2 separate regions of the Homo sapiens genome follow, and region 1 is linked to region 2. Evidence: read pairs that join two places in POLR2A ChIA-PET (ENCODE). Cell type or tissue: OCI-LY7. All regions are shown on one strand. Links, peaks and the distances in the headings refer to the core of each region. The heading gives the core; the rest is flanking DNA. Region 1 holds the start of LOC105370700 (a long non-coding RNA gene). Region 2 has its middle 38 kb from the start of MIR4539.

Region 1 (16,133 bases), core at 3,564-11,563, 380 kb after region 2:
TCTGGTATCCATGTCACGGAAAGCACTCCCTACACTGGCACTAAGGCTGAATATGTGTCTACTTTCTGCAAATAGAAGTAAAGATATCAGAATGCAAGTGGACACTTCGGAAGTGCATGCACAGTGAATTAATTTTTCTCACTTTGGAACCCTGCAGATGCCACAGGAAAAATAAATTTGAGGCCAATAAGGGTGAAATCATTTTCTTTGTGCTGAAGTTCCTGGTATTAGAGGCTTCGAATTCTTCTATTTTCCTTAACATTTTTCTCCTATTTCCTCCTCAGATAGAGTTTGTGCATTGCCACACTCTCGTATTTAATCCATATTGACTAAACTGGTGAGACATAATGTGTGGAACACGGAAGCATTACATGTTCTTACAGCTGAATTTTAATGCTGTGGTGATCTTCTTTCTCTGGGCTGTGACCTATACGGGAAGTCTCCAGAAGTGAAGCTGATTTTTGCTCTTTTCTGGCTGGAGCATCACAGGAAATTTTCTTTAAATTTACATCTATTGGCTAATTTTACCCATTTTCATGATAAAGGAAGGCTGCTAGTATGGGCTTGTAATGGGGATGGATTACCTTTCCCCACATAGATGAGGATCTAAAGATGCCTTTCCCATGGTTTCTGTGTCTGAAGAAAGTCTGGGTGTATTTATTAGAGATTTGGTTTCCTAGAAATAGAGCCATGAAGGGATCTATGTGGATTCTCACCCTGAGAACCTGGAGGTTCCTGGAGGAAAGGGCGATAAGAGTATGGGGGGTGGAGTTCCCAGGATCTCTCACCCTCATGCTAGTCCAGACATGCCATTTATGTTTATATAGTTCAGATTTTCATATAACAAACCACACAGCCAGGCTCATTTAAATTCCCCGTACTCAGTCCAGATTGGAGCAGGAGCTGAGTATAATAATCACGTTGAACTCAGACAAACCTGGGCCAAATCCAATTTTTCCTGTAGCTCAGAGCAGCTTTACTGACTCATTTAACTTGGAGATTATTTCTTCCCTGAAAGAACTGTAAGGGTTGCTGTGGAGCCTCTGTGGGGTTGGAATTTTTTGCATCAGCCTATCCTGTGGGGTATTCTGTATGATGTAGACCTTTATACTTAGATGGTAATTATTCCTAATGGCGTGGAAATGGCTGGCAGCCCTCAATCCTGTTTATTTCTTCTGTTGACCTGAATGTTTACAAGAATCCCATGAACCTCAGGACTCCCCTTCATGGATGACTCTGAAGATTGTAGACTCAGTGCTACAGACAGAGAGAGCTAAGGGAGGATACTCAGTTCACTGATATGTTGGGCCAGCAACATAGGACACATCTGAGAATGAATCACTTTTGTGAATGCCAATAAATATTGAATTCAAGAGTCATGACTTTCAGTATATTGGAGTAAAAATTTTCATGATTCTTGACAATGAGACTCAAACTTCATGGTTTGCAGAATAAATGAGCTCTTCAATGTTAGAAAGAAGCTTCTTTTCCTAAGAAGCTAGTCTTTTAAACTAAAGAGCCAGAGAGGTGGTTTCCTGAGATCTTGTGAAAATTTATCTATTGGAGAAAAATAAAATCAGGAAAACTGGTCTCAAATAATTGAAAGAAAGCTTATAAGAAATTTTTATTAAGACAGCCACAAAACTCCAATTAGTCAAATTTTTTGGTTCATTTGTTACAACTCAAGAAGCAATTCAGAAGTCTACACAATTGGAAGCCTACTCCAACAGAGATAATTTTTCCTGACTTGAAAAACAGACCAGTATTTATAAAGAGACAGTTCCCCATGAGATCTACAACTTACACAGATTTCTGTAACCTGAAGAAGTTTTGCTAAGAGGATTATCCTCTAGATATCTATGTATGGAAAAATATGTTTCATATATTTGTGTAAGATTAATCTGTACCAGCCTTTGGCACATTAAACAAACTTCATGTAAACGTGATAACGTTATCACTTACTGTGCACTCACACTTTACTGGTTTCAGAAGTTCATCGCCCTTGTGATGGAGCAATAAGTTCCTTTGAGAATGTGCTGTTGCTTCAAGTGAACATGTTCTAGATCCTCAGTTGACTTCATCATTTCATATTGAGTGTAGGTGTGTCTATAACTGAAAACCCAACATTTTTATCCAGCAGATTCTCCTTTTATGAGATCATCCTGAAACCTGCCAACAGCCTCCATCATGTATGCTTCCAAACTTTTGCTTTTAGGAAATAAGAGGTAAATTCATAATCCATCCAAGCTTTAAGGTGAGAATCCTTCCTGGCCTTCCATCATATTTAGTAGAAACTCTCATTGAGAGCCATAAGCAAATGCTGTTTATGGATCATAACTCAAAACCAAAATTGTTTTTCATAATGGCTATACCATTCTACATTTCCACAATTATGGAAAGCAACATAAAGCGTCCTAAATTAATTAAAACTGGAGATATTATATGACCAGAAATCCTGTTTCTGGGAGTATACCCAAGTAGATGAAATTACCACCTTGTAAACATATCTGCATCCTATGTTTATTGAAACACTGTTAATAACAGCGAAGATATGGAAACTATCTGATGGTCAGCATACAGACAAATGAATAAAGACAATGTGGTATGTGTATACAATATAATATGGTTTAATGTTATAAAAGAAAGATGCTGCCATTTGCCACAATGGATCAATTTCCATAGCTACTAACAGTGCACACCATCCACTATAGCACCTCCCTAGGGGATGGCAGATCCTTATTCAGTAGTAACCACTGGCTGTGGTGGGAAGGCAATTTTATGTACTGTTGAATTTTTCAGCATAAGACATCGATGTCTTAAAATATTCTGCAGTGTCTGCATGTGATAAAGTGGAGTCTAATATTGGAGGTAAAATTAAAAGTGCATGAGTCTTCTAGACACCAAGTCATAGGATGATCCTGGCTGTGTCCTTGAGGGAGTGGACCATATGTAATAGCATTTGGATTGGGGATTGGTGCATTTCCAGTTGAACGAATAAAGTTGTATTATATTAGGTGTAATTATGACTTTATTATTGTCTTTGTTTGAAGATTATGTATAATCTCAGGAGATGTGTATGGTTTCAAGTTGACGGGGTGGACTTGTAATGCTAAATACTGAGTGTCAACTTGATTAGATTGAAGGGTGCAAAGTATTGATCCCGGGTGGGTCTGTGAGGGTGTTGCCAAAGGAGATTAACTTTTGAGCCAGTGGGCTCAAAAAGGGAGACACACTCTTAATCTGGGTGGTACAATCTCATTAGCTGCCAGTGTGGCCAGAGGGAAAAAAAAACAACAACAACAGAAGAACATGAAACGATTAGACTGGCTTAGCCTTCCAGCCTACATCTTTCTCCCGTGCTGGATGCTTCCTTGTCTCGAACATGGGACTCCAAGTTCTTCAGCTTTGGGACTCGGACTGGCTTCCATGCTCCTCGGCTTGCAAATGGCCTATTGTGGGACCTTGTGATCATACGAGTTAATACTCCTTAATAAACTCTGTGTGTGTGTGTGTGTGTGTGTGTGTGTGTGTATCCTGTGTGCGTATATATATCCTGTTTGTTCTGCCCCTCTAGGGAACCCTGACTAATACAATCTTACTTCAAAAGAATTTTTTTTAAAAATAGGTGATTAGGAATTCCAGGATGGAATGCAGATAACATAGAAAATGTCTAATTCCATTACAAATGTATGAATTCAAAAGAGGTACTAAGTAGATTCAGAAATGGTGTAGGCAATAAGATTAAAGAAAAAAGAAACTTCACATCAGCATTGTACCCCAATTGACGATGTTCCACAAAAGAGCACAACTTACACATCTTGTTACACTCCACAGGAATCTTGGAATTGGACTACAAAGAGAATGGACGGCGTATGGGGAAATGGGGTTCCTTGTGGTTGGAGTGGGAGGTTAGTGTCAGGCATAGAAGGAATGCGATAAACATCCATGTGGTATTAACTTAGGGTGGACATGTCATTTTATTTGCAAGTTTAGCATAATATAGGTACATATATTAGATAAAAATAGTTTAGATGTCTGTGTATATATGGGTTAATACACAACACATACTTCCTAGATTTTTTACCTGAGAATTTCTACAAGAAATGAGTGCACATTAATAAAAAATACACCCAGAATCAAGATTTGAGTTTTTAATACTATTCTTCTATAAAAGAAACCAGTGACCAGGTGCAGTGGCTAACACCTGTAATTCCAGCACTTTAGGAGGCTGAGGTGGGCAGATCTTTTGAGGTCAGGAGTTTGGACCAGCCTGGCCCACATAGCGAAACCCTGTCTCTACTAAAAATACAAAAATTAGCCAGGCACAGTGGCGCATGCCTGTAATCCCAGCTACTTGGGAGGCTGAGACAGGAGAATCGCTTGAACCCAGGAGGTGGAAGTTGCAGTGAGTCTGGACCCTGTCTCAAAAAAAAAAAAAAAAAAAAGGAACCAGCATGTCTTTGAGAAATGGCTAATGCTAGGGCTTCAGAAGAGAATATAGGGATTAGTCTACAATTTCTAATTGTACCAGAAAATGAGAAAGGGTTCCAAAACAGAGAATTGCTCCTTTTGCATTTTTCTTTGTTGACAAATCTAGCTAGCAGTCTAACAATTCTGTTCATGTTTTATTTCTGTTTTTTTCAGTAGAATCAGGGTGTACATGTGCAATTTTGTAACATGAATATATTTCATAAAGGTGAGGTTTGGGCTTCTGGTGTAACTATCGCCCACTAGTGAACATTGGAGCCAGTAGGTGATTTTTTAACCCTCACATTCCTCTCACCTTGCCCTCTTTTGCAGTTCCCAGTGTCTTTTGTTTTTTATGTATGTACATGTGTACCCATTGTTTACTTTCCAATTATAAAAGAGAAGATCTTTTTGAGTTATTTTATTTAGGCTAATGTCCTACAACTCTATTCACGTTGCTGTGAAAGACACTAGGAATGCAGGTGACTTTTTCTGATATAAAAATTTCCTTTTGGGAGGAATATACCCACTGGGAGGGATTACTGGGACAAACGGTAATTCTAATATTAGTTCTTTGAGAAACTTCTGTATTGTTTTTCATAGAGGTTGTACTAATTTATATTTTCACCAAGCATATAAAAAGCATTATTTTTCCTATGCTTCTCTCCAAACACCTGCTGTTTTTTATTTGTAATAACAGCCATTGTGACTGGTGGAAGATGCTATATCATGTTGTTTGTAATTTACATTTATCAGATGATTGGTGATGCTGAGTATGTTTTATTTGTTTTGGCCACGTCTGTGTCTTCTTTTGAGAAATGTCTGGTTTTTGCTCACTCTTTAATGAAGTTATTTGTTATTTCTTGTTGACTTATTTGAGTTCCTTGTAGATTCTATGTATTAGCCCTTTGATGAATAGATTGCAAATTTTTTTTTACTGTTCACAGGTTGTCTGTTCACCATGTTGGTTATTTCTTTTGCTATGCAGACAATCTGTGTTTCAATTAATCCTGTTTGTCTAATTTTGTTTTCATTGCATTTGCTTTTGAAGTCAGTCTTAGTCATATTTTATTTGCTTAGGCAAATGTCTAGAGGATTTTTTTTAGATTTTCTTCAGGAATTTTTATGAGTTTATAAATTTAAACATTGAATCCATATTCACAGTTAATTTGTGTCTATGATGATACAGAAGTCTCATTTTATTCTTCTGCATAAGGCTATCTAATTCTCCCAGCACTACTTATTGAATAGAGGGTTGTTTCTCCAGTGTATATTTTTGTCAGTTTTGTCAAAGAACCGTTGGTTGTAGATATTTGGCTGTATGTCTGGGCTCTTGATTTTTGTTCTACCATTACCACGCTGCCTTTCTTGTTATCTTTGTGTTGTGTAATTTGAAGTCAGGGAATGCGGTACTTCCAGCTTTGTTCTTTTTGCTCAAGATTGCTTTTGCTTTTCAGACCCTTTTTTGGTTCTATATGAATTTTAGGATTTTTAAAAATATGTAATCAATTATATTAGTTACTTGATATAAATTGCATGGACTCTGTATATTGCTTTGGGCAGTGTATTAGTCTATTTTACATTGGTATAGATTAATACCTGAGGCCAAGTGATTTACAAAGACAAGAGGCTTATTTGGCTTACAGATCTGCAGGCTGTGTGAGAAGCATGGCACAAGCATCTGCTTCTTGCGAGGGCCTCAGGAAGCTTACAGTCATGGTGGAAGGCAAAGGGGGAGGAGGCTGTGTCATATGGTGAGGAGGGGGGACATGAGAGGGTAGGAGGGTTGCCAGACTTTTTTGAACAATCAAATCTCACAGTAGCTAATACAGCAAGAATTCACTAATTACCATGGGGTGGATGCCAAGCCAGTCCTGAAAAATCTCCTCATGACCCAAAACCACCCAGTTGGCCCCACCTCCAACATTGTGGGTCACATTTCACCATGACATTTGGAGGGGAAAACCCCTAAATGATATCATTGCACTCTCAGACCCAAAGTTCTCATATTCTTCTTACACTGCAAAATATAATCACCTTTTTTCAATAGTTCCCAAAATGTTAAGTTGATCAACCTCCAACTAAAATGTCCAAAGTCTCATCTGAGTCTTAAGGCAATGTCCCTCCAGCTGTGAGCTTGCAAGTTTAAAAATGAAAGTTGTTTACTTCCAAGGTGCAATGATGGTGCAGGCATTGGGTAAATAATTCCAATCCTAAAGGGATAAATTGGCCAGTGGAACAACCAACAGGCCTCACACACATATAAAACCCAGCACTGCAGATATTAAATCCTAACACTACAAAATAATCTCTCTTGACTTTATGTACTTCAACCAGGGCACACTGGAACAAGGGGTGGGTCCCCAAAACCTCAGGCAGCCAATCCCTATAGGTTTGCTAGGCACAGACCACGGGGCTGCCTTCACAAGTGAGAGTCAAGTGCTGGAAGCTTTTCTAGGCTGAGGGTGCAAGTTGCCTGTAGCTCTACCATTCTAGGGTCTTGAGGGTTGTGGCCACATTCCCACAACTTTACTATGAAGCGCCCTAGTGGGGACTCTGAATGGGGGCTCCAACTCCATCTTTCCCCATCTTTGGCACTGCTCTAGTAGAGGCTTTCTGTGGTGGATCCACTCCTGCAGCAGGCTTCTTCCTGGGCATGCAGGGCTCTCTACACATCTGAAATCTAGGTAGAAGCTGCACAGGCTCCTTCACTCTTGCATTCTGCATACCTGCCAGAATCCAGTTATCCCAGAACCATTTACTGAATACAGAGATTTTTTTTTTCCAATTGCTTTTGTCAGCCTTGTCAAAGATCAAAAGGTTGCAGGTGTGCAACTTTATTTCTGTTTTCAATTTTGATCTATTTTTTTTTTTCTGCAGGTCTGCTATCGTACCAGTCCAAGCTGCTTTTGTTAGCAAGACATTATGGTGTAGTTTAAGGTCAGTATCATGATGCCTCTGGCATTGTTCTTTTTGCTTAGGATTGCTTCTGCTATTCAGGGTCTTTTTTGGTTCCATATAAATTTTAGAATAGATTTTTTTCTGATTCTGTGAAGAATGATGATGATAGTTTTATGTAAATAGCATTGAATCTGTGAATTCCTTTGGGCATTATGACAATGTTTACAATATTGATTCTTCCAATCCATGAGCATGAAATGTTTCCCATTTATTTGTATCATTTATTATTTATTTCTGCTGTGCTTTATAGTTCTCCTCGTAGTGATCTTTCACCTTGTTTGTTATCTGTGTTCCCAGGCATTTCATTTTCTCTGTGGATACTGTAAGTTGGATAGGATTTTGTTCTTGATTATACTCTCAGCTTGGATGTGGTTGGCTTATAGAAATGCTGGTAATTTTTGTCCATTGATTTTGTATCCTGACACTTTACTAAAGTTGTTTATTCTAGAATTATTTTGGCAGACTTTTTAGGATTTTCTAGGTATAGAATTATATCATCGCTGAAGGTGGACGGATTGACTTCCTTTCCTATTTGGATGCTGTATTAGTCAATTCTCACACTATAAAGAAACTCCTCAGACTGGGTAATTTATAAAGACAAGTGTTTTAATTGGCTCATTTAGTATGGTGTTGACTGTGGGTTTGCTGTAGATGGCTATTATTCTGAGGTACGTTTCTTTGATGTCTAGTCTGTTGAGGGTTTTTATCATGAGTGGATGTTAGAACCTACCAGAGGCTTTCTCAGTATCTATTGACATAATCATATGGTTTTTGCTTTTATTCTGTTTACATTGTGAATCACAGTTACTGTGGATATTGAACGAGCCTTGCATCCCAGGGGTAAAGCCCACTTGACCATGATGTATTACATTTTAAAGTGCTTCTGGATTCTATTTGATAGTATTTTGTTGAGGACTTTCAGGTCTATGTTCATCAGGAATATTCATCTGATATTTTCTTTTGTCATTATGTCTCTCCTGATTTTGTGTGCCAAGAGCACACAGTAGAGAAAGGACAGTCTTTTCAATAATGGTGTAAAACTGGCATTCATATTCAAAAGAAATAAAATTAGGCCTTCTCTAACTCCATATAAAAAAATCAGCTAATATTGGACATAATACCTGAAGCCATAAACTCATAAATCACATGGAGCAAAAAAAATTCCTGCCATTAATTCGGAACTGATTTCTTTGAATTTAACAACAAAGCACAGGAAAAACTATGTGTAATTATGTATCCGACAAGAAGGTCTATCTAAATGTATAAATAACCCATATACCTCAATAGCAAATAACAAATGAACTGATAAAAAAGTGCAAAAACCTGGATAACTTTTTTCAGAAGATACATGCATGGCAAACAGAAAACGAAAAGGTTCTCAACATTCCTAATTATCAGAGGAATTCAAATGAAAAGCACAATGCGATATCACCTCACACTAGTTAATATGGTTATTATCAGAAATGTAATAGATGACAAATATTGGCAAGAATGTGAGGGAAAGGGAATACACTGTGGTAGGATTGGTTACTCGATAAGTTGAAAATAAAGCTATCATATAATCTGGTGATCCCATTTCTTATTATATATGCAAAGGAAATAAAATTACTTTGCCAAAGACGTGTTCATTGAAGATTATTAATAATAGTGTAGATTTGCAAAATAATTTAATGACTGTAAATGGATGAATGTATAAAGAAAATGTGTATACATAAATCTGTATTTTATTTGGCTTTGAAAAGAGGGAAATTCTGACATTTGCAACAACACGGATGGGCCTGGAGGACATGATGCTGAGTGGAATAAGCCAGATGCAGAAAGACAAATGCTGCATGATCTCATTTACATGTGGGATCTAAAATATTCAAGCTCTTGAAAGTAGAGAGCAGAATAGAGGGTCTCAGGACCTGGGAGGAGAGGGAAATCGGGTGATGTTTGTTAAATTGTACAGTTTCAGTTGTGCAGGTTGGATGAGTTCTGGAGATCTAACGTACAGCAATGGTCCTATAGTTAATACTGTATTATAAAAATGATTGTTGCTGAAAGGGTATATCTGAGGTGTTCTCATCAGACACTCACTCATGCAGTTAATTTAAAAAAATAATAAAATGGTAGCGCTGTGAGGTGATAGAAATACAAATTACCCTGACCATCATGAGCATTTCACAATGTGTATCTGATATGGTTTGGATTTGTGTCCTGCCCCAAATCTCATGTTGTATTATAATCCTCAATTGTGAAGGGGTGACCTGGTGGGAGGTGACTGGGTCATGGAGTGGGTCTTTCATGAATGGTTTAGAACCAACTCCTGGTGCTGTTCTCATGAAAGTGTGTGAGTTCTCACAAGGGAATCCCCTTGAGGTTACTGTCCTGAGTCTGACTGGAGAAGACTCACCAGGCACCCCTGAGCTTCCTCACGACTCTGATGCTGGTGACCATGGTTGAGGAGTTTTCATTCCCGTAGGTGGCAATATACATATTGTGCATGTGAGAATAAGTCCTCCTATCATATTACAATGATTAAAAAAATGTAGAGATGACATTGGTGGGCACAGAAATCTAAAATTAAAGAGTTTCCCTAGAGAAACTGTCAGAAGCAGAGGAAGTCCCAAATCCTGACAGGAAACAAACCCCAGCCTCCATGTGCACCTGCTCTGGGGTTGACTCTGATGAGTGGGTCTTGAGCGCCCCCTGCAGCTGATTTCCCCCAACGTTCCTGCAGGAGGTTTGTGTCTGGGCTCACACTTCCGTCCTCTCACAGTGTTTCTCACACAGTAATACACAGCCATGTCCTCGGGCCTCAGGCTGTTCATTTGCTGATACAGGAAGTTCCTGGAATTGTCTCTGGAGATGATGAATCGGCCCTTCACAGAGTCTGCATAGTGCGTCCTACTGCCATTCCAACTAACACCCGATACCCACTCCAGCCCCTTTCCTGGAGCCTGGCGGACCCAGTTCATGTCACTGTTACTGAAGGTGAATCCAGAGGCTGCACAGGAGAGTCTCAGGGACCCCCCAGGCTCTACCAAGCCTCCCCCAGACTCCACCAGCTGCACTGTTGTACCCAGGTGAGTTAAGAAAACGCCACACTTTGAGACGAATTAAGAGTCCTTTATTAAGCCGGCTGCCAAAGAGACAGCTCATGCTCAAAATTCTCTCGGCCACGAGGAAGGGGCTCGAGTAAATTTTATACCTAGGTTTAGGAAGGGGAGAGGGACTCAAATGTAATAATTTTACAGAAGTAAAAACATGCAAGAATCAAAATAATCAAAATAGTTACAGAGTGATAAACAACTTAAAAGACAAATGGTTACAAGAAGAGCAACGGTACCAGGTGCAAGGTTCTAAATCTTTTATTATAATTAGATATAGGGTCTATGCCGGACACAAACTCAAGGTTTCATGTTGTTATCTCTTGGAGAAAATTCCTGGGAACTTCATACATTGTTGGTGTGGGTACCTTATCAGTTAATTGGGCTCCTTTGAAATGCTGAGGATCTGTTTACCCAGGCCAACTCCTCACGAAAGGGGGTTGGGTGAGGAGCCCTTAGTGTCTTGTAAACTAAGGGGTCAATTGGAGTTTGTCTGGCTTTCCTAGCTAGAGAGAGTCTTATTTACATGAGAAGCAAGGTTAGGTGATTAAAGAGACAAGCAGGACAAAATTCAAAGTAACGAGTTAAAGTAAAAACACCGTTAGGCATTTCATTTCCCCACTTGTGTTTTAGGGGAATCAAGTCGTTGATTCTTCAGTTACAACAAGGGGGTTATATTGAGTTCTTAGATACATAAGTTTGACAGACGCTATACGTTGTTTTACAAAATCAAGGAACCAATTTAATATACAAGGGCCAAAAATTAAACTCAATAATATGATGATGATGGGTCCAGCTAAACCAGTGATTAAAGTAGTTAACCAGGGGTTCCAATTGAACATGCTTTGATACCAGGCTGTGTTATTTTCTCGTTCTTGTTGGCTCCTATCTAGATTTTTTTGAACTTTTTGGAGTGTATCTTTTATGACTCCAGATTGATTGGCGTAAAAGCAACAGCTTTCTCCTAGAGCTGTGCATAATCCTCCTTGAGAGAGGAACAGCAGATCTAAGCCTCGGCAGTTTTGAAGTACTACTTCAGCTAGAGACTCTACCTGGGAATGTAGTATATCTATGGCAGACTGAAGATTATTTAAATCAGCATCTACCTGTTGGGACAAAGACATTAGTCCAGTTTCTCCTCGAACTAGGGCAGCTGTACTAATAGCTGCTGACCCAGCTATGCTAAGACCGGCTAAAAGAGAAACCAGTAGTGGGGCAGCTCTGCGTAGCCTGGGATGTAATTCCGGGGGAGCAATGAGGAGTTGTCCTTCTGATCCACTGTACTCGTATACCTGGGGAAGGACATGAACTAGAACACACAAGAGGGGTTCTGATTTAGTTCCATTAAGGCAGCGAGTGAGACCTGAGGTGCAGGCCAACCAGGTATTGTTAGGTGCTTGGTAAGAGACTGAGATGCTCATGGGAGTAAGCAGAGACTGATTACAGATAGCCTGAAAAGGAGAAATAGATAAGTCATATCCAGTACTAATTAGACAAGAAGCACTTCCAGACACATCTCCTAATGTGAAAGCATGAGGTTGTGCATGACAGGATAAAGGACTACCTTTAAGTGCGACTTCTACTCCTAATCCTATATAATATGGGGGTTTTGCTTTTAAACATAGCCAACAATCTTGGGCTAGTGTAGGCTGGCTGAGGTTAAGAAAATGATGTACTCCACCAAGTATAGACATCAGACTGGGTTGGAGTTGATGTCTTTGTAGCTGGGTCTTAGGAACTGAGAATGGTGGGGGCACAGTTAAATTAACTTTGTCAGGGTGATTTTGGAACATAGGGTCACCTAGATCAGTTAAAGGTCCGATTGGCTTGGGTGGGCTCCAGGGGACCAAAATTTTCTTTTGGATGGTGAACATAGTTCCAACATCGAACCCTGGGACATAAAGTCTTAATCCCCATGACATACCATAGTACCATTGAGCTGAATTAGGTTCATGGACAATGATGTTAAGAGGGTTACAATTATTTTTAGAACACGATTTGGGACGAGAAGCACGACTTATTGACAGAGTTGGAGATCTAGTTGATCCCCCAGAGTAAGTGGCTAAAGTTACACATGCCCAATCCGGGCGGACGAACTGGTAGGTATCTCAACAGCTAGCATCAGGGTGATTTTCAGGACAGAGGTAAAAGTCAACCTTTTGGAGTCCTTTTTCAGCACCTTTGGAGCTTCCACATCTGGCTTGGCTCCCAGAGTGTCCAAATCCTGCTGCAAGGTCGACACCTCCTGCTCCCATGACTGGCAGGTCGCGATGATCTTCGTGGGTACCAGCCGGCTCCGGGAACAGTATACACAAGTCGACTGCAAAGGTGACTTCCTTGGAGGTACCAGCCTTCCAAGTAGTATTGGCGAAAACACGTCCTGTTGTGAGAGAGGTGAGGGGGAAGGAGTAGGAAGGCACAGAAGACATTACAGGCAAGGATAAACAAAAGAAGCAAATAAAAAGAGTTAATTTAACAGTTTCACCCGACTTAGGTGTAGTTTTAAGGGTCCTGATCCAGGCTTGGGGACCCATGTTTCTGTTTGGGCTTTGTTGGCCTTTTTGATGTGGGAGTGATGAATCCAAGCAGGAATTCCGTCCACCTTCAGAGCTGTTGGCGTCGTGAGGATGACGGTGTGAGGTCCCTTCCAAGCAGGAGTTAGGCCCTCTCTCTGGAACTTTTTAACAAACACCAGGTCACTGAGCTGGAATGAATGGCAGGGCCCCATCTGGTCAGGAACTGGACTGGGATGGGCTTCTCAAACAAGTGGCAGAATGATCTCTTGTACCTGTTGGAGAGACTGCAGGTACTGTAATAAATTAGCTTGTGATATTTCTGCAAAATGGGCATCTTTTAGCTTAGGCAAGATAGGTGGTGCCCGCCCATATATAATTTCAAAAGGTGAGAACCCAGCCTGATAAGGGGTGCACCTTACTCTAAGTAGGGCTAAAGGAAGGAGTTTTACCCAATTTTCACTGGTGTCTAGAATTAATTTTGTAAGAGTATTTTTTAGGGTATGGTTCATGCATTCCACCTGTCCAGAGCTCTGGGGTTGATAGGCACAATGGAGCTTCCACTGAATGTTTAATGCCTTACTGACTGATTGAGCTATGGACGAGGTGAAGGCAGGTCCATTATCAGACCCTATGGCAGCAGGCAACCCGTACCAGGGGATGATTTCATTGAGTAAGAACTTAACTACTGTGTTAGCTGTCTCGTTCTTGGTAGCAAATGCCTCAGTCCATCCGGAGAAGGTGTCTACTGATACTAAAAGGTACTTGTACACAGCCCGGTGTGGCTTTACCTCTGTAAAGTCAATTTCCCACTTTTCTCCTGGCGAGTTTCTTCGGAGACGGTGACCTGGGCTGGGTTTAGGACCTTGCTTGGCATTTACCTGGGCGCAGGCTGTGCACCAGAGAACTGCTTGATCTGTTAGGCTTTGTAGATGAGGGATCTTAAAACAGCTCCGGAGGAGCTGAGCTAATTTTGTCCCACCAAATGGGTGGTAGAATGTAGGTGACTGACTAAAGTTTCTCCAAGAGCTGGGGGTACGAAGATTCTAGAGTCAGGAAGAATCCACCAACCTTTTTGATTTTTATTTGCTCTAAGGTTTGCAGCCAGTTTTTCTTCTTCTGTTGAGTACGCGGGGTTGTCAGGCAGATCTGGCTGTGGAAAAGAAACTGCCGGTAGCAGGTTTATGGACGGAGCTGAAGACAGCGCCACTTCCCGAGCTGCTGAAACCGCTTTTGGGTTACCGCGGGCAACAGCCGTGTTTTCTTTTTGATGTCCTTTACAATGGATTACAGCCACTTGTTGAGGGAGCCACACAGCTTCAAGCAGGGCTAAAATTTCCTCTTTGTTCTTAATTATTTTTCCTTCTGACCTGAGCAACCCGCGTTCTTAGTAGATGGCTCCATGTACATGCACAGTAGCGAAAGCATACCTGCTGTCAGTATAAATGTTAATACGTTTATCTTTAACCCATCGGAGAGCTTGAGTAAGGGCAATCAATTCAGCTTTTTGTGCTGAGGTGCTTGCCGGTAAAGCCTGAACCCACAACACATCTGTCTCTGTGGTAACAGCTGCACCAGCTTTGCGTATCCCCTGTTCGAGAAAACTGCTGCCGTCGGTGAACACGGTGGCGTCCGCCTTTCTCAGGAGCACATCTTGAAGATCTGGCCTGCCAGTTTCGGTAGCTTCTAACAGCTCCTGACAGTCATGGACAGGAGTATTAGAATCTGGATCTGGGAGTAAAGTAGCAGGATTTAAACACCTTGTGGGAGAGAAAGTCAAACAAGGCTGATCCAACAGTAAACTCTGATATTGTAAAATACGAGCATTTGACATCCATTTACCTGAAGCACTTCGTAGTCAAGTCTCTACAGCATGAGGAACTGTAAGGGTTAAATTCTGGCCTAGAGTTAATTTATCAGTTTCTTGGACTAGGCTTGCTGTAGCCACTATGGCTGGCAAACAACTTGGCCATCCTGAGGCCACAGGATCCACCTTCTTAGATAAATAAGCCACTGGGCCTCTCCAAGTTCCTAAAGTCTGAGTAAGCACTCTCTTAGCAACTCCCTGGCTCTCATGGACAAACAGATGAAAAGGCTTTGAGATATTTGGGAGGGCTAAAGCCTGGGCTGCAGTTAAAGCCTTTTTCAGATTCTGAAAAGCCTGTTCCTCGGTGTCTGTCCAAATCAGTGGGCCATTACCTTTTGTAGCAGTATACAAAGGCTTTGTAATCTCTGCAAACCCCGATATCCAAAGACGACAATATCCCAGGGCTCCTAGGAATTCATGTACCTGTCTCTTGGTGGCGGGAGTGGGGATTCGCAGGATGGCTTCTTTCCGGGCACTAGTGAGTGCCTTTTTTCCTTTGTTTATCTTGTACCCCAGGTAGGACACTCTGGGAAGACAAAGCTGGGCCTTTTTGGCTGAGACTCCATACCCGAGCTCCTGAAGGAGGTAGAGCAGGTCTCTTGTGTGTTGTAGACAACCATCCATAGTTTCAGTTGTTATTAAAATGTCATCTACATATTGGAGAAGAGTACAGTTAAGGTGACTGGCTCGGAAGGGTATAAGATCTTGCTGAAGAGCCTCTCCAAAAAGGGTAGGGGAATTTTTAAAACCCTGAGGTAACTGAGTCCAAGTCAGTTGGGTAGTGTCTCCTGATCTTGGATCTGTCCATTTGAAAGCAAAAATCGGCTGGATTTTGGGGGCCAGAGGGATAGCAAAGAAAGCATCTTTCAGGTCAAGGACAGTGTATACTGTATGTTCTGGTGGGAGCAGGCTGAGTAGAGTATAGGGATTAGGAATGGTTGGGTGGACAGCAACAGTCCATTTATTAACGTCCCTTAAGTCTTGTACTGGCCAGTAATCATTTGTTCCAGGTTTCTGGACCGGCAAAAATGGCGTGTTCCAGGCCGACTGGCATGGGGTAAGTATGCCAGCTTGTAACAGTCGTTGAATGTGGGGATTAATCCCCTCTCTAGCCTGCTGACTTGTGGGGTATTGCTTTGCCTGGACCGGTATGGCAGTGGCCAAGAGTTCTATGACTACTGGCGGATGGTGTTTAGCCAGTCCGGGAGGGTTTGACTCGGCCGAAACTTGGGG
Region 2 (16,133 bases), core at 3,249-11,248:
ACTGGGTTGAATAGAGTCACCCCCAAATTTATGTCCACCAAGAACTTGAGAATGTGGCCTTATTTGGAAAGAGGGACTTGGCAGATATAATCACGATAACATGAGGCCACTCTACAGTAGAGTGGGTCCTAGATCCACTATGGCCAGTGCCATTATAAGAAGAGAAACATTTAGACACAGATACAGGGAGAACACTGCATGAAGACAGAGGCAGAGGCTGGAGCGATGCGTCTGCAGGCCCGGGAACACCCAGGGCAGTCGGCAACCACAGGAGCTGGAAGAGTCACATCTGGTGCTGCACTAAGTCCTTTGCATATGTTATCTCATATAATTTCCAGAAAAACATGGTGAGCTAGATATTATCAAGATTCTAATGATAAAAACATTGATGATCACGGGACACAAAAGATAAGGGAGCAATTAGTAGAATTGGGATTAGAATCCAGATATGCTTGACCACAAAATAAATACTATTTTTCTGTAATACGCTGATATCTATGAGTGTATATTGGGTACTGGCTTTAAAGTTGATGGATCCTTTTATATACACCATTTAAAGTGATCTTCCTAATGATGTTGGCATAAACACAGTATTATTATTATTGTTTACTGATGAAAAAACTGATGCTGGAGAAAAACAAGTTTGTCTAAGCTCAAAACTCAAATCATGTGTTTCAGAGACGAGACTGTCAACCACGTATCTCAGTGTCCAGTCATCCAGTGGTCTTCCCACCACATCAGGTATGAAGAAGCCTCTGTCTCTTTGAATATTATCTGTAACGCTGCTCTTGTGTTTATTTATTGAGTATGAGCACCTTAAATTTCCCTTGAGAATATGCACATATCTTACCTGAATTGTGTAATGTTCCCAAAGACAACAGATTTTCCTCTCTTAGGTCACATGGAGCCAAACTACTCCACAGTGCCTTGTTTGGCACGTTCCAGAGCTTCTCGAAGCCGGTCGTTTGTGAATCACAGATGACCTAAAACTTCGTACAGGGCGTGGTGGCTCACGCCTGTAATCCCAGCACTTTGGGAGGCCGAGGCGGGTGGATCACCTGAGATTGGGAGTTGGAGACCAGCCTGACCATCATGGTGAAACCCCATCTCTACTAAAAATACAAAATTAGCTGGGCGTGGTGGCGCATGCCTGTAATCCCAGCTACTCAGGAGGCTGAGGCAGGAGAATTGCTTGAACCCAGGAGACGGAGGTTGCAGTGAACCGAGATCGAACCATTGCACTCCAGCCTAGGCAACAAGAGCAAAATTCCATCTCAAAAAAAAAAAAAAAAAAAGATCCTCTATGTCTCTCCACCTGCACGCATTGCTGGTTGTATGTCCAAACCCCACTGTCAGAAGGAGGAATTAACTGCTGACTGTATCAGCATGCCTATGTCCTATTTGTAAATTATTAGATCCACCAAGATGAATACAAAACAAGCAACATTGTACTTTTAAATCTGTAAGCTACGCATAAGAGGCAAATAAGAAAAATGCATATAGGATTATTTAGACATTTTTAGAAGCACAAAGAACATTTTTTAAAAAACCTTTTATTTTGAGTTCAGGGGTACACGTGCAGGTTTGTTACGCAGGTAAACGTGTGCCATGGGGATCTGTCGTACAGATGATTTCATCACCCAGGTATTAAGCCTAGTGCCCCTTAGTTATTTTTCCTGACCCTCTCCCTCCTCCCGGCCTCCACCCTCCAATAGGCCCCAGTGTGTGTCATTCCCCTCTATGTGTCCATTTGTTCTCAAAAGGAACATATTTTATATCAGTAACTGAAAAATCTATTTTAAGTAATAATCATGGTTCTTAGCAATAAAGTCGTTTTAGAAATAAAAAAAAAAAAAGAAGCTAGAAGGGGCAAGAAGCATCCTACCCTAGAGGCTTTAGAGAGAGCCCAGCCCTCCTGACACCTTGAGTTTAGACTTCCAGCTTCCAGAGCTGTGCAAGAATACACTTCTGTTCTTTACGGTCCTTGTTAGGATAGCCCTAGGGAATGAAAATTGAAAAGAAGAGAAAAAGAAAAGTCATCTTTATTTTCCAAAGATAGTTTCCCTGGCTTAGCAGGTATTTCTTTTAGCACTGTAAAGACAGCATCTCATTCTGTTCTTGTTTCTGTTACGACATTAGCTGCCAGCCTAAGACAGCATCTCATTCTGTTCTTGTTTCTGTTACGACATTAGCTGCCAGCCTCACTGGTCCTCCTTTAAAGGTATTGTGAGCTTCCCCGACCTTGGCTACTCTTAAGATAGCCTCTTTTTTTTTTTAGTCTTCAGGAGTTTTATAATGTTATGGATAGATGTGGTTTTATTTTATTTTATTTTCTTCAGAGTCTTGCTCTGTCACCCAGGCTGGAGTGCAGTGGTGCAATCTTGGCTCACTGCAACCTCCACCTCCCGGGTTCAAGAGATTCTCCTGCCTCAGCTTCCCAAGCAGCTGGAATTACAGATGAGTACTACCACACCCAGCTAATTTTTGTATTTTTACTAGAGACAGGGTTTCACCATGTTGGCCAGGTTGGTCTGAAGCTCCTGGCCTCAAGTGATCTGCCTGCCTCAGCCTCCCAAAGTTGCTGAGATTGCAGGCATGAGCCACCACGCCTGGCATAGATGAGATTTTCTACGTATTTTATTCCATATGAATGATGGGGTAGGATATTTCCTTAAGTTTGGGAAGATTTCTGCAATTGCCTCTTTAAAAATGTTTCTTCTCTTCCTTCTCACTTCTCCTTCTGGGACTCTAACTACCTATATGTTAGACCTTATCGGTGGATACTCTCTTCTTTTAACCCTCCAGTTCCATGCTGTGTTTTTGTCTATCCTTCATTCTAGATATTTTCTTCTGATCCAACTTCTGATTCACTAATTCTTTCTTCAGCTGTGTTAAGTCTGCTCTTAAACCCATCATTTGAGCTCTTCATTGTATACTTCTGTTCTAAAATTCTGAATTAAAAAAGATCTGCTATGTGTGTTTTATAGTTTTCAATTTATGATGAAATTTTCAGATTGTGTTTAAACTCTTCAAACCTAGTAGCACTGTTATTTTATCAGTTTTAAAATTTTACTTATTTTTATTTTTTTTCAGAGATGGGGCCTCACTCTGTCACCCAAGCTGGAGTGCAGTGATTCAATCACAGCTCCCTGTAGCCCCAAACTTCTGGCTCAAGTGATTATCCCACCTAACCTCTCAGATAGTGGGGGCTACAGACAAGTACCACTATGCCCAGGTAATTATTAAACATTTTTTGTAGAGATAGGGTCTTGCCATGTTGCCCAGGCTGGTCCCAAACCTCCTGGCATCTCAAAGCACTGGGATTACAAGTGGGTGGGGGAGGTGAGGGATAAAAAACTACATATTGGGTACAGTGTACACTACTTGGATGATGGGTGCCCTAAAATCTCAGAATTAACCACTATAGAATTCATCCGTGTAACCAAAAACTACTTGTATCCCAAAAGCTATTGAAATAAAAAGTATTAAGAAAGTCTTCATGTGCTAATTCCCATAGCTGAGGTCTGGAGTCCCTGTTGATCTTCCGTTTTTGCTGTTCTTACTCATGTTGCTTCGTCTACTTGTATGTGTGGTTCTTTGTGATTGTGTGCTGGATACTGTATTCAGAAGTATTGGGTTGAGCAACTGAACCTAAAATGACGTTATAATTTTCCAGAGACGGTTTTCATATGCTTCTGGCTGGTTCCTGGTGGAATTCAAAATCTGAGATCAACTTAACCCAGTGGTAGAGGTTGAGCTTTTCTAAGGACCTGAATAAAGTGCATCTGGTTGCAGTTCCTGTGAGGGATGATTTCCTTCACCTTTGCTCCTATAAGGAAAGTCCATGGGTTTCTAATCCAAAGTGCATGTACTTCCCAAGCGCCTTTCTCCTGGTGAGTCCTGGCCTCTGAGTTTTTCTCCCTAGCTCTAAGATTGTCAGGATTTCTGCTCAGCTTCTCACTGACTATCCCAGAATCAGCAAATGCTTTTGGGGAGGGGCTCAGGGGGAAGTGACTGCAAATGGCAGCTACTTTGGTGGCTATTATTCACCACTCTGGTATCTCTCCATTACCTTCAAACAGATTTTTAAAATACTTCTTTCAGATTTGCTAACTGGTCCGAGTTCCCTGTATGCCCTTAATAGAAGCAGACATCTGGCATCTTTATAAGAATCACATTTTCCGTTTGTTGCTGGTCTATAGAAATAAAACGGATTTCTGTACATTGGTATTAAAGCCAGTAATCTATTATTTTTAATAATATATTTTTATTATTTATAATACTATTTTAAGTAATACCATTTAAATTATTGAATATTTTGGATTTTTGCTATTTTGAATTACTTTTGAATACTTTTGTATCTTCTCCTGGATTTTTTCTGCTCTTCCACTGGGACTCCTGCGCAGACACTGGTGGGTCCTGTGACTTCCTTCCTCAGCCCAGTGTCACTCACTTTTCTGTGGCTCCCAGGAAAACACACAACCCCTCCCCAAGTCCCTCTGAGGGTCTCCTATCACCACAGAGTGAAGTCCAAGGCTGGAATCAGGGCCAGTCTGGCCCCATGCAGTCTGGCCTCTGGCCTGTCCTTCCAGCCCACTCCTTCCCAAGCCCACTGGCCTTCCCACCGCTCTTGAACTTGGCAAGCATGTTTCTGGCCTGGACCCTTCCCCTCCTGCTCCTTTTGCCTGGGATGCACCTCCCAGTGGTCCATGTCCCCAAGGACATATTCTGGATGCCTGGCATTGATGGCCACACCCTCAGCTGGCGCTGTTGTCCTTTATGGAGCATTTATTTGTTTTTAATTGCTTTTTTTCCTCTTCTGGTTTCTTTGTGATTTGTTTTTAATTGTATTATCCATTCCCCACCAGGACCTTAGTGCCGCAGTGCAGACACACTGCACGTGTCCACCTTAGCCCTTGGCCTGGCACACAGTAGATGTTCAATGAACATCACATTGTAAGTTGCTTTCCATTGACGATTTGTGACTTCTAACACTCTCCATGTGTTCTATTGGCTATTTGTGTCTGCAGCTGGCTAAAGAGAACTCCTCTTCCCCACGTTCCACTGAAAACTTCTTCAAGGTCGAGCTTGTCTCATTCATCATGTTTTTGTTTGTTTGTTTGTTTGTTTTTTACATTCACTTACTTGGACTCTGATAGTTAATTTTAGGTGTTAACTTGGGCAGGCCATACTACCCAGATATTTGGCCAAACACCAGTCTAGATAGTGCAGGTGATTTTTAGATGTTATTAACATTTCAACCTGTGGACTTTGAGTAAGGCAGATCATCATCCATAATGTGGGTGGGCCTCATCCAGGCAGTTGGAGGCCTTAAGAGAAAACAGACGGCAGTCCCCAAGGAGGACAGAATTCTGCCAGCAGGCTGAACTTTGGACGGGAGCAGCAGCCTCAGCTCTTCTCTGGGTCACCAGCCTGCTGGTTTGCCCTGCAGATTTTGGACATTCGTCTCCACAACTGTGTGAGCCAATTCCTTAAAATCTCTCTCTCGCATCTCTCCCTCTATCCATACCTGTGGCCATAGCCTGTGTCTATGTTGATACCTATTTCTGTCGATATCCACATCCACATCTATGGGTTCTGTTTCTCGGGAGCTCATGCGAATACAGGCTCTCTTTCATGTTAGATACTTTGGTCACTTTCTTTCCTGGGGTGCTTACTTTGTTTTTGGTGGCTTTGTCCTTATAGAGACTTTATTTTTTTCCTTGTGGGCAAATTTATCAGTCTTACTTTTCACTGTTCCTGGCCTTAGCCTCATTCTGAGAGAACACTTATTCACCTTAAGAGAATATAGATATTTTGCCATATTTTTTTCTGGTGTGATTATTGATCTGTATCAGTGCTGGTCTTCAATTTGCTTTTTGTCCTTACAATGAGAGCAGAAATCCTTTCTCTTTTCTCTTTCATTTTCCCAATTCCGTTTTGAGGTCTTGTCCAAACCAATGTTTTCTAGAATAAACTTGGCAGGTATAGAGCCGGCTATGGCCACAGCCGCAGACATCAGGGCCTCGGCTGGAGAGGAGAGGTGCAGGCCTCTGGAAGTCTCTTTGGGGCTGGAGACTATGGCCTGATTTCTGTCCAGGTCTTGGGGGGCCTCTGTCCACAAGTCTAGGGGGGCAGAAAGGGCTCAGACCCTTCCCTCAAAATACCAAGGGAGAGGAGGTCGGCTGGGCCCAGGCAGGTGGCTGGTGGTGAGCGCCCCGAGATCAGGCCAGGCTTGTCAAGCATTGATTTAGGTGTGGGAGGCAGACATGTCCTGTTTGTTACCAGCTGGAAACAGATGTTTCTGCCCCGAGTGCCACCTTAGAGGGTGGCGTCCAGGCCCAGCAGGCTGTGGCGACACGGGTGAGCTGCAGAGCGTGCGGAGGCGAGGGCCCTGGCCCATGTCAGGAGGCTGAGTTACGACTGTGGCTTCAGTGCCGGGAAAGCTGTAAACACATTCCTGTGCGGGGCCCTGGGCCACCTGGGGCATCACATGCCCCCAGAAGACAGATTTCTGTAGTCAGTCAGGACTCAACGGACATTTACGTAACATGGAAAGGGGAAGTGGTGCTGGAGGGCAGCCCCCTGAATCACTCTGTTGGAGCAATTCTGTTGGGTGAAGGTGCATGAAAACAACACAGTGTGGCTGAGGGCCAGGGCTGTAGACATTCGGTCAAGTGCACAGGCTGTGCTGGAGCAGCCCCGGCACTAGAAACAGGCGCAGGGTGGGGAGTTTGCTGGGGTCAATGTGCATTGCGTCGTGCATTTTAGGGTATTTCCTAGGTATAATTGCTAGAGAGAAACAAAGCTCAAATACAGATCATCTGCCCCACACCAGGTTCCCACCATCCTCAGGGGAATCACAGGTTACTGGCTTTGGAGACCGAGATGTCTTCCCGCCTCCCAGGGGCCTGTGGATGGGACTCCCTGCGAATTCGACTCCCAGGGGAAAAGCCAAGAGCTGCCTCCTTGGGACAGCTGGGCGGCAGCTGTGATCGCACATGGCTCAGGCAGAGGCCTGAGCGGCTGCCTCCGTTGGCCAGCAGGCTCTGAGAGCACTCGCCCGGCCTGACTGTTCATCCATCCTTTCACCCGGAGGCCAGCTGTGGCTGTCTGTGCTCTCAGAGGGGAGGCGATGGCAAGGCGCCTGCCATGCAGATGGGTGGTGGGAGTGAGCCTGTTACACTCTGAGGCCAGGACCGGGTCTGGGGGCACTGGGGCTCCAGGGTGGCCGAGGGCAGTGGGTCAGGCCTGAGAGTTCTGACTTTGTTCTTGGTGCAGTGGGAACCTCTCTGTGGGTTTGAATGGGCCGTCCTGATAGATTCATGTTTTAAAAAGACCACATGGTCCGTGGGGTGGGGGTGGGGCCGGAGGATCAGCAGGAGCCTCTGGCTTCGGAGTCATGGCACCTTCTCCTTCTCACGTCTCCCTCTGCCTCCCTCCTGTGACACCTGTGCCCACATTCGGAGCCACCCAAGTAATCCAGGCCCCTCTCCTCATCTCAAGATCATTGGCTTAATCTCATCTGCAAAGTCCCTTTTGCCATGTAAGATCTCAGAGTCACAGTTCTGGGAATCTGGATGAAGACACTTTTGGGGCCTGACTTAGCCGACTACCCACCTGCAGTTTCAGATGCCTTGAGTAGGAGGCACATAGCTGACTGCCAGTGCCAACGCGTGGAATAAAAGTCCACACTTAGGGACAGATATGAGTTGAAACTATGAACAGAAGCTATTGGAAACCATAATATTGATAAGCTCACCAAGAGCATGAGCAGGGGTTGAGGGGAGACTGAGCGGGACAGCTGCAAGAAGATGACCTACAGGACGCATCCTAGGAGCAAATGAGGCACCGGGGTTGGGGCACATGGCTGACACCGGGGCTCACCCTCGTCCTGTCTCTGGTCCGTGGGTGGGGAGGGCAAATGGCCGGAGGAGCTGTTTGGGGACCAAGCTCCCGCCACACCTCACTATTTGTTCCTCATCTGGTGGAGTGAGAGAAGCCCGTGTCCAACTGACCAGGGTCAAATCCGGGCCCCCAGTCTACTGCTGGAAGATTCCGGGCAATGTCTTGGCCTGTTTTGGCTGCTGTACCAAATACCTGTCGAGCTAAATAATGAACAGAGAGAGGCTCTAACAGAAAATATTTATTTGGGAACAGTGAGGTGTGGAGGGAGCTTGGTCCCCAAGCACTGCAGTGGGAGCACACATACCATCATAAACTATGTGCATATTCAGGGAGGTAAAAGACGACAAAGGTTTTTAAAGGAAAAATGAGGACGATTACATGATCGTTTTGAAATAATCTTTGGCTACAAGGATCAATAACAAGGGTGATGCCAGTATGAGGCGCACAGGCAGTTGCTGGGCAGCTGTCCTCGCAGAAGTATTTTTTTGTGTAAGGTTGCAATGGCCTTTGTGCGAGGCTGTGTTTTTTATAGTCTTTTGTGATAGTTTTTGCTAGTAGGTGTTTATGCATGAGAATGCTTCTCAGCCTTCTCTGGCTTTATATGTCAGAGTTTCGTTTGTTTGTTTGTTTTTTAACACAAGGGACTCCATTTTGATTCTGACGACTTTCATCATATTTTCTCCCTTTGGTCAAGGTCTTTCTCTGGAAGCCTCACTGATGGACCATGCTGTGGTAGGTTCTGATGTCCCTCAGTATTTGGATGGGCCTGTCCCAGGTGTCTGGTCTGGTCACATGTTTGAAGGAGTGATTGATGTCTAGGAGTCAGTGTCAAAATCCTTTTAGCCACATTTGAGTAACAAAGGAGGTTTGAAGACAGTGGCTTTCAGGCTAAGTCTACCTGGAGTAAATGATTAAGTTCAATTTTGTCTGTGGTGTGGTCTTTTGCTATTATCTCAAAGTGCTGGGCTAGCAATATTCTGTTAGAAGTTGTACTTCTGAAAAAATTCAGCAAGTAACAGATACAAAGTTTAAAAAGGGAAAATAAAAAGTAAAATTAGTAATAACATGACAATCCTAGTTTGCATAATAGGATTATGCAATGTCTAGGATTAAAGGCAATTAATTGAATAAATAATGAATCCAGGATTCAAGGCAATTAATTGAATAAATAAAATAGGAAGCCAAGTAAAAACTGTAGGCCCTAGGACAGGTAAGAGTCCCATTATGATATGGAGTCTTGTTCCCATGACTTGGGAGAAGCTGTCTACAGAGTGAAAATGTGAAATTCCTCATCTTGCTTTGCAGTTTGAATGTCTCTAGTCGTGGCATTGGGCAGTCTGGTGAACTTTCTGTCTGGCTCGGACATCAAGCATGAGACTTGTTTCTTAGCATTTATCTAGCTTCAGCTTATAGGGCTTCAGGAACAGAGCAGTTCTCATTTTTCTCCATGGAAGAAAGTTGGATTGGAAGAATCTAGAAGAATTCAGGATCTAGTCTATAGGTAGAAAACAAGAACTTGAAAATAATGCACAGAGCTACAATCTAAAAGCAGGTGTGTTACAGCTTTTCTTTGGAAGCATAAGTTTTCCTCTGTACATTGATCACATAGGAATCTCGTACTTCAATACCTCTTTATGCTGGTAAGCCAAACCAAGACAGGCTTTAGCTTTTACTTACAGTTTTAAGGTTTCTGGGCTTGCCAGGAAATGATGATTTTTACTCATTATAAGGAACCCTGGAAACCAGGCATTCTTTTTTCTTTTTTTGAGACGGAGTCTCACTTTGTTGCCGAGGCTGGAGTGCAGTGGCGTGATCTTGGCACACTGCAACCTCTGCCTTCCATGTTCAAAAGAGTCTCCTGCCTGAGTCTCCCGAGCAGCTGGGATTATAGGTGCCCGCCACCACACCTGGCTAATTTTTGTATTTTTAGTAGAGACGGGATTGAGATGGGGTTTTGCCATGTTGGCCAGGCTGGTCTCGAACTCCTGACCTCGGGTGATCTGCTTGGCTTGGCCTTCCAAAGTGCTGCGATTACAGGGGTGAGCCACCCCGCCCGGCTGAAACTAGGCATTCTATGTATATTTTTCAAATATGGTATTTCAGCCAAAGCCTTAGTAATATACCTGATGTTTCCAATTACATCCTGCAGTGAGGAGACAACTAGTTTTTATCTGGACTTATACAAATGGCCACATCGTCATAAGAACACTTGTGAATAGTTTCTAAATTTTGGAGGAGTCACGTAGGGGGGAAAATAATTGCTTTCATCTTTGTTCACAAAAAGTATACTGTATTAAATTACTGTAAACTATAGATGACTTACGAGAGAAAATTTCCTTAAATCTGGCAAACAAAACATTTAAGAACGAACGATGCTTCAAATAAAATTCATAAAAATATTCCCCTCATCACTTCTTCAATATCATGAAGTCAGCTTTTCTGCTTGAGCTTGATTGGAGGTTTTTGAATTTCTCAGTTTCTTTATTAGAGTTCTGAAAATTTTTTATTGAGTCCATTGATCTTTTATCGGGAAACCGTATTTAAGAGTTCCTGTTTGAGTCTCTTCCATGAAAAGCAATTTTGGACAATAGCTGATTACAAATGCTTTTGGAGAAAAATCAAAACAATAACTCTGGGTCACAAAAACAAAATGGCCATGGTTAAACATCTGATAAAAATTCATTATAATCAGCAATTGATAAGGAAATTGACTTTTTAAAAATTACTATAGTGTTTTAAGGTAGCAAACAGAATCATGACTGTGACTGATAGCATCACATCAGAACCATCAGGGTTTTATAAATTTCACATAATCTTTAGAATATACTCACATCAGTAACGTCTCCATACAAATATAGCTTTAAAGAAGATGTAGCATAACCAAAATTATGGCTGATAACGTTATAGACTGATATGAATTTATATAATCTTTGAAACATCATATCAATAGCATACCCACAAATGTAACTGAAAGAAGATCTAATATCACTTATTATTTGACAATGTTTCCCATATAATTTACCAAATAAGCCTAATCATTTATTTTCTCTATAGGATGAGAGATAAATTCTTTGAGGCTTTCCAGGGGTCTAACTGTAAAATCCCTAAGTCAATTCTAGATAAAAAAAGACTTATTTTAGAATTTTGATCCTGAGGAAGCCTGCCAAAGATGTCAAAGGTTCAACATGGCTAATCAAAGCAGAATCTCAGGTCACTATTAAATATAGCCATGTATTCAACCAGTGATCATCAAAAGACTTGAAGAGTAATACGGAAAGTTACATGGATTAAAAGGACCTAACTTCTTCAAAGCTCAAGTTACCTAAGTAACCAAAAACCTCATAAAGACAACACAAAAAATTATCCTAATAAAATACAAAATCTTTGTTTTTTTTAGGCTACTTACCCAAAAGTTAAAGAAATGCCTCCTGCAGTGTGATTGTGTCTCCTCATGGGAAGCCCATGTAGATAAACTGGAAGTCAAATCTGATGAAAAAGACACTGAGTTTAATTAGGCAGAGAAAGAGTATGTCCAAGGCTATAAGTGTAAACCATTAGTAGAGAAATGTAAACAAGATAACTAGTACCTGAGCAGGGGAACACATAGAAAAAGCAACAGCATGAGAAACTTCCTGGTTACAAGGGAAAATTCAATTATACTGGAATTATACTGGAGAGAACATTTGTTTTCTAGACTTTCAGGATAAACATTTCAGCATTGAGCCATAACAACAGAGTTATAATGGGAGAAAAAATGTTATAGGAGTTGATAAAAAAAAAGTTGAAAGAGAGAGCTATCACCCCAGGCCATCTCATGGGGAGGAAGAGCTGAAGGCACTGATGGATAAGTCTGTATTTATATACATGATCTATAAATCCATATTTATATACATGATCTATAAATCATGTGCTGTGAAATACAACAGAAGTTGAAGTTCTGAAATCTAAAACTGAGAAGCTTTAGGGGGAAAAGACTATGTCAAGAAATGAAATTCTCGTTTTACATGAAGAGGACTTCCAACCTGAAACTAGGGAAAGTAAATGGATCCCAGGAAGCAATAGAAATGGTCTGTTAAAGAAACAGATTTTAGAATTAAAAATAAAAACTTCTTGTAGTTTTAAGAACAGATCAATACTTCAAGATAACTTTGTTGTTCTAACACAGGAAACTAAATCTTTAGTTTTATATTAGCATATTTTTAATAGCAAACCTCAGTCTTTAGAAAGACTTATAAATAATTCCCTTCTAATTATAGCCATCTTGATCACACGCAAAATTCCTTTCGTAAATTCATTATTTGCAAACCTTATTATGACTTACTCAGATGTTTTATGACATGTTGAGGCGTTCTGCTTTGTTTGATACCTCTTTTTTTATTTTATCCTTGTCTTCTTGTCTCTGTTTATCTCTCTCATATAGTTTTATAGTTTTCTCATATAGTTTTATAATGAATTTAGACAATGATTTGATTATTTTTCTAGTGTTTATCATTCTCTTATTTGCTGATGACTTACTATGCTTAAGACTGATGAATTGTCTTGTTCAGGGATCTGAAATCCTTTCCAGTTAAAAAGGGACTTGGCCACATTTGTTCCCATGACCCCTAGGGATGCAACCCTCTTGGGATGTTATGTCATCTTCTTCAACCCAAACCTTTTAATTCTACCCCTGGTCAAATATGGATGGGTACATTCTTGTACCTCATGTTTGGTATATTTTGAAAGCAAAGAACCAAGCATTATTTGTAGTCTTTGAAAAAGAGACCCAGCGTACATAAGCAGTGTTTAGTGTTGTAATGAAATAATTCCCAAACAAAAGGAATCTGATACATGTTATTCATATGCACAGTTGTAATCATGCCATATTAACCTAGCAAAAAGCAATCTGCCTGAGTGTTTTCTAGTTAGTGTAGTTGGTAGAGCTTGACTGAAAATTAAAAAAAAATTTTTTTTGAATCTTCAACGTCATAATTGACCCATACTCCCTCTCATTACAGGCTAACGATCCCCTGTCTGAAATGCTTGGGACCAGAAGTGTTTCAGATTTTATATTTTTTGGATTTTGGGATATTTGCATATATATAATGAGATATCTTGGATAGACCCAAGTCTAAACACAAAATTCATTTGTATTTCATGTACACCTTATACAGACAGCCTGAAGGTGATTTTGTACAATATTTTAAATAACTTTGTACATGAAACAAAGTTTTAACTGTGTTTTGTCTGTAGCCTGTCACATGGCTTCAGGTGTGGAATTTTCTTTATATATATATATATTTATTATACTCTAAGTTCTAGGGTACATGTGCACAACGTGCAGGTTTGTTACATATGTATACATGTGCCATGTTGGTGTGCTGCACCCATTAACTCGTCATTTACATTACGTATATCTCCTAATCCTATCCCTCCCCCCTCTCCCCACCCCACAACAGGCCCTGGTGTGTGTGATACCTCTTTTTTTAAAGTAAGCAGTCATTTTACTTTATGACAAAAATTTATCACGCAAGATTCTTCCTTTTTTAAAAAAATTCTCTTTTCTTTTTAACCTTCCGTACCAAAAATACATCTTCATACCCATAACTTTCTTCACATACCTCTCTTCTACTTACTGTTTTTTAAATTTTTTAATTCTTTCAGTCTTCTTAATTTTTTTAATGTTTATTTTTCCATAGGTTATTGGAATACAGGTGGTGTTTGGTTACATGAATAAGTTCTTTAGTGGTGATTTGTGAGATTTTGGTGCACCCATCACCCGAGCAGCATATGCTGCACCATATTTGTAGTCTTTTATCCCTCTTTCCTCTCTCACCCTTACCCCCAAGTTCCCAAAGTCTATTGTGTCATTCTTATGCCTTTGCATCCTCATATCTTAGCTCTCACATGTCAGTGAGAACATACGATGTTTGGTTTTCCATTCCTGAGTTACTTCACTTAGAATAATAGCCTCCAGCCTCATCCAGGTCGCTGTGAATGCCATTAATTCATTCCTTTTTGTGGCTGAGTAGTATTCCATCACATATACATACTACAGTTCCTTTATCCACTTGTTGATTGATGGGCATTTGGGTTGGTTCCACAAGTTTGCAGTTGAAAATTGTACTGCTACAAACATGAGTGTGCAAGTATCTTTTTCGTAGAATGACGTCTTTTCCTCTGGGTAGATACCCAGTAGTGGGATCGCAGGATCAAATAGTAGTTCTACTTTTAGTCCTTTAAGGAATCTCTGCACTGTTTTCCATAGCGGCTGTACTAGTTTACATTCCCACCAGCAGTGTAGAAGTGTCCCCTGATCACTGCATCCACACCAACATCTAATGTTTTTTGATTTTTTGATTATGGCCATTCTTGCAGGGGTAAGGTGGTATCGCATTGTGGTTTTGATTTGCATTTCCCTAATCATTAGTGATGTTGAGCATTTTTTCATATATTTGTTGGCCATTTGCATATCTTCTTTTGAGAATTGTCTATTCATGTCCTTACCCCACTTTTTGATGGGATTGTCTGTTTTTTTCTTGCTGATTTGTTTGAGTTTGTTGTAGATTCTGGATATTAGTCCTTTGTCAGATGTACACATTGTGAAGATTTTCTCTCACTCTGTGGGTTGTCTGTTTACTCTGCTGACTGTTCCTTTTGCTGTGCAGAAGCTCTTTAGCTTAATTATGTCCCAGCTATTTATCTTTGTTTTTATTGCATTTGCTTTTGGGTTCTGGTCATGAAGTCCTCGCCTAAGCCAATGCCTGGAAGGGTTTTTCCAATGTTATTGGAAATTTTTATAGTTTCTAGAATTTTTACAGTTTCAGGTCTTAGATTTAAGTCTTTGATCCATCTTGAGTTGATTTTTGTATAAGATGAGAGATGAAGATCCAGTTTCATTCTCCTACACGTGGCTTGCCAGTTATCCCAGCACCATTTGTTGAATAGGGTGTCCTTTCCCCACTTTACGTTTTTGTTTGCTTTGTCAAAGATCAGTTGGCTGTAAGTACTTGGGTTTATTTCTGGGTTCTCTATTCTGTTACATTGGTCTATGTGCCTATTTTTATACCAGTACCATGCTGTTTTGGTGACTATGGCCTTATAGTAGAGTTTGGAATCAGGCCGTGTGTTGCCTCCAGATTTGTTCTTTTTGCTTAGTCTTGCCTTGGCTATGTAGGCTCTTTTTTGGTTTCATATGAATTTTTTTTTGTGACAGATTCTCATTCTTTTGCCCAGGCTGGAGTACAATGGCACAATCTGGGCTCACTGCAAACCTTCCAGGTTCAAGTGATTCTCCTGCCTCAGCCTCCTGAGTAGTAGCTGGAATTACAGGCACATGCCACCACACCCGGCTAGTTTTTGTATTTTTAGTAGAGATGGGGTTTCACCATGTTGGCCAGGCTGGTCTTGAACTCCTGACCTCAAGTGATCCTACTGCCTTGGCCTCCCAAAGTGCTAGGATTACAGGCATGAGCCACCGTGCCTGGCCTCCATATGAATTTTAGAATTGTTTTTTCTAATTCTGTGAAGAATGATGATGGTATTTTGATGGGGATTGCATTGAATTTGTAGATTGCTTTTGGCAGTGTGGTAATTTTCACAATATTGATTCTACCCATCCATGAGCGTGGTATGTGTTTCCATTTGTTTGTGTCATCTATGATTTCTTTCAGCAGCGTTTTGTAGTTTTCCTTGTAGAGGTCTTTCCCTTCCTTGGTAAGGTATATTTCTAAGTATTTTATTTTATTTTTTGCAGCTATTGTAAAAGGGGTTGAGTTCTTGATTTGATTCTCTGCTTAATTACTGTTGGTGTATAGAGTAGCTACTGATTTGTGTACATTAATCTTCTATCTGGAAACTTTGCTGAATTTTTTTTTCAGTCCTAGGAGCTTTCTGGAGGAGTCTTTAGGGTTTTCCAGGTAAACAATCATATCATCAGTAGTGACAGTTTGACTTTCTCTTTATCGATATGGATGCCCTTTATTTCTTTCCCTTGTCTGATTGCTCTGGCTAGGACTTCCAATACTGTGTTGAAGAGGAGTGGTGACAGTGGGCATCCTTGTCTTGTTTCAATTCTCAGAGGGAATGCTTTCAACTTTTCCCCATTCAGAATTATGTTGTCATGGATGGCTTTTTCTACACTGAGGTATGTCCCTTGGTATGCTGATTTGCTGAGAGTTTTAATCATAAAGCGATGCTGGATTTTGTCAAATGCTGTTTCTGCATCTATTGAGATGATCATGTGA

What was found. Peaks named below come from ENCODE experiments on the same cell type or tissue, not always from the same donor. Only the 100,000 strongest peaks of a DNase experiment are listed, where the experiment ranks them.
Region 1: POLR2A ChIA-PET joins it to region 2 with 15 read pairs; 1 of 35 experiments calls an interaction of 5 or more read pairs at or near these places.

What each region holds. Positions count from the first base shown.
Region 1 is chr14:106,186,507-106,202,639 of GRCh38, forward strand. It overlaps LOC105370700 (a long non-coding RNA gene), which reads left to right and starts at 7,321. Exons shown (of 4, transcript XR_007064369.1): 1 at 7,321-7,407; 2 at 10,254-15,957. It also overlaps IGH and the pseudogene IGHV3-19. RefSeq lists an enhancer at 13,829-15,028. In OCI-LY7, for the core only: CTCF peaks have their summits at 4,810 and 10,151 (motif pointing left); DNase peaks (open chromatin) are centred at 6,825, 9,305, 9,685, 10,155 and 3 weaker places; H3K4me3 peaks cover 6,566 bases; H3K27ac peaks cover 7,555 bases.
Region 2 is chr14:105,811,746-105,827,878 of GRCh38, forward strand. It overlaps IGH. Among named protein-coding and RNA genes, the nearest start is that of MIR4539, 38 kb to the right of the region's middle. RefSeq lists an enhancer at 5,881-7,089. In OCI-LY7, for the core only: CTCF peaks have their summits at 4,701 and 5,063; DNase peaks (open chromatin) are centred at 5,506, 6,456, 7,006, 7,566 and 2 weaker places; H3K4me3 peaks cover 2,676 bases; H3K27ac peaks cover 6,065 bases.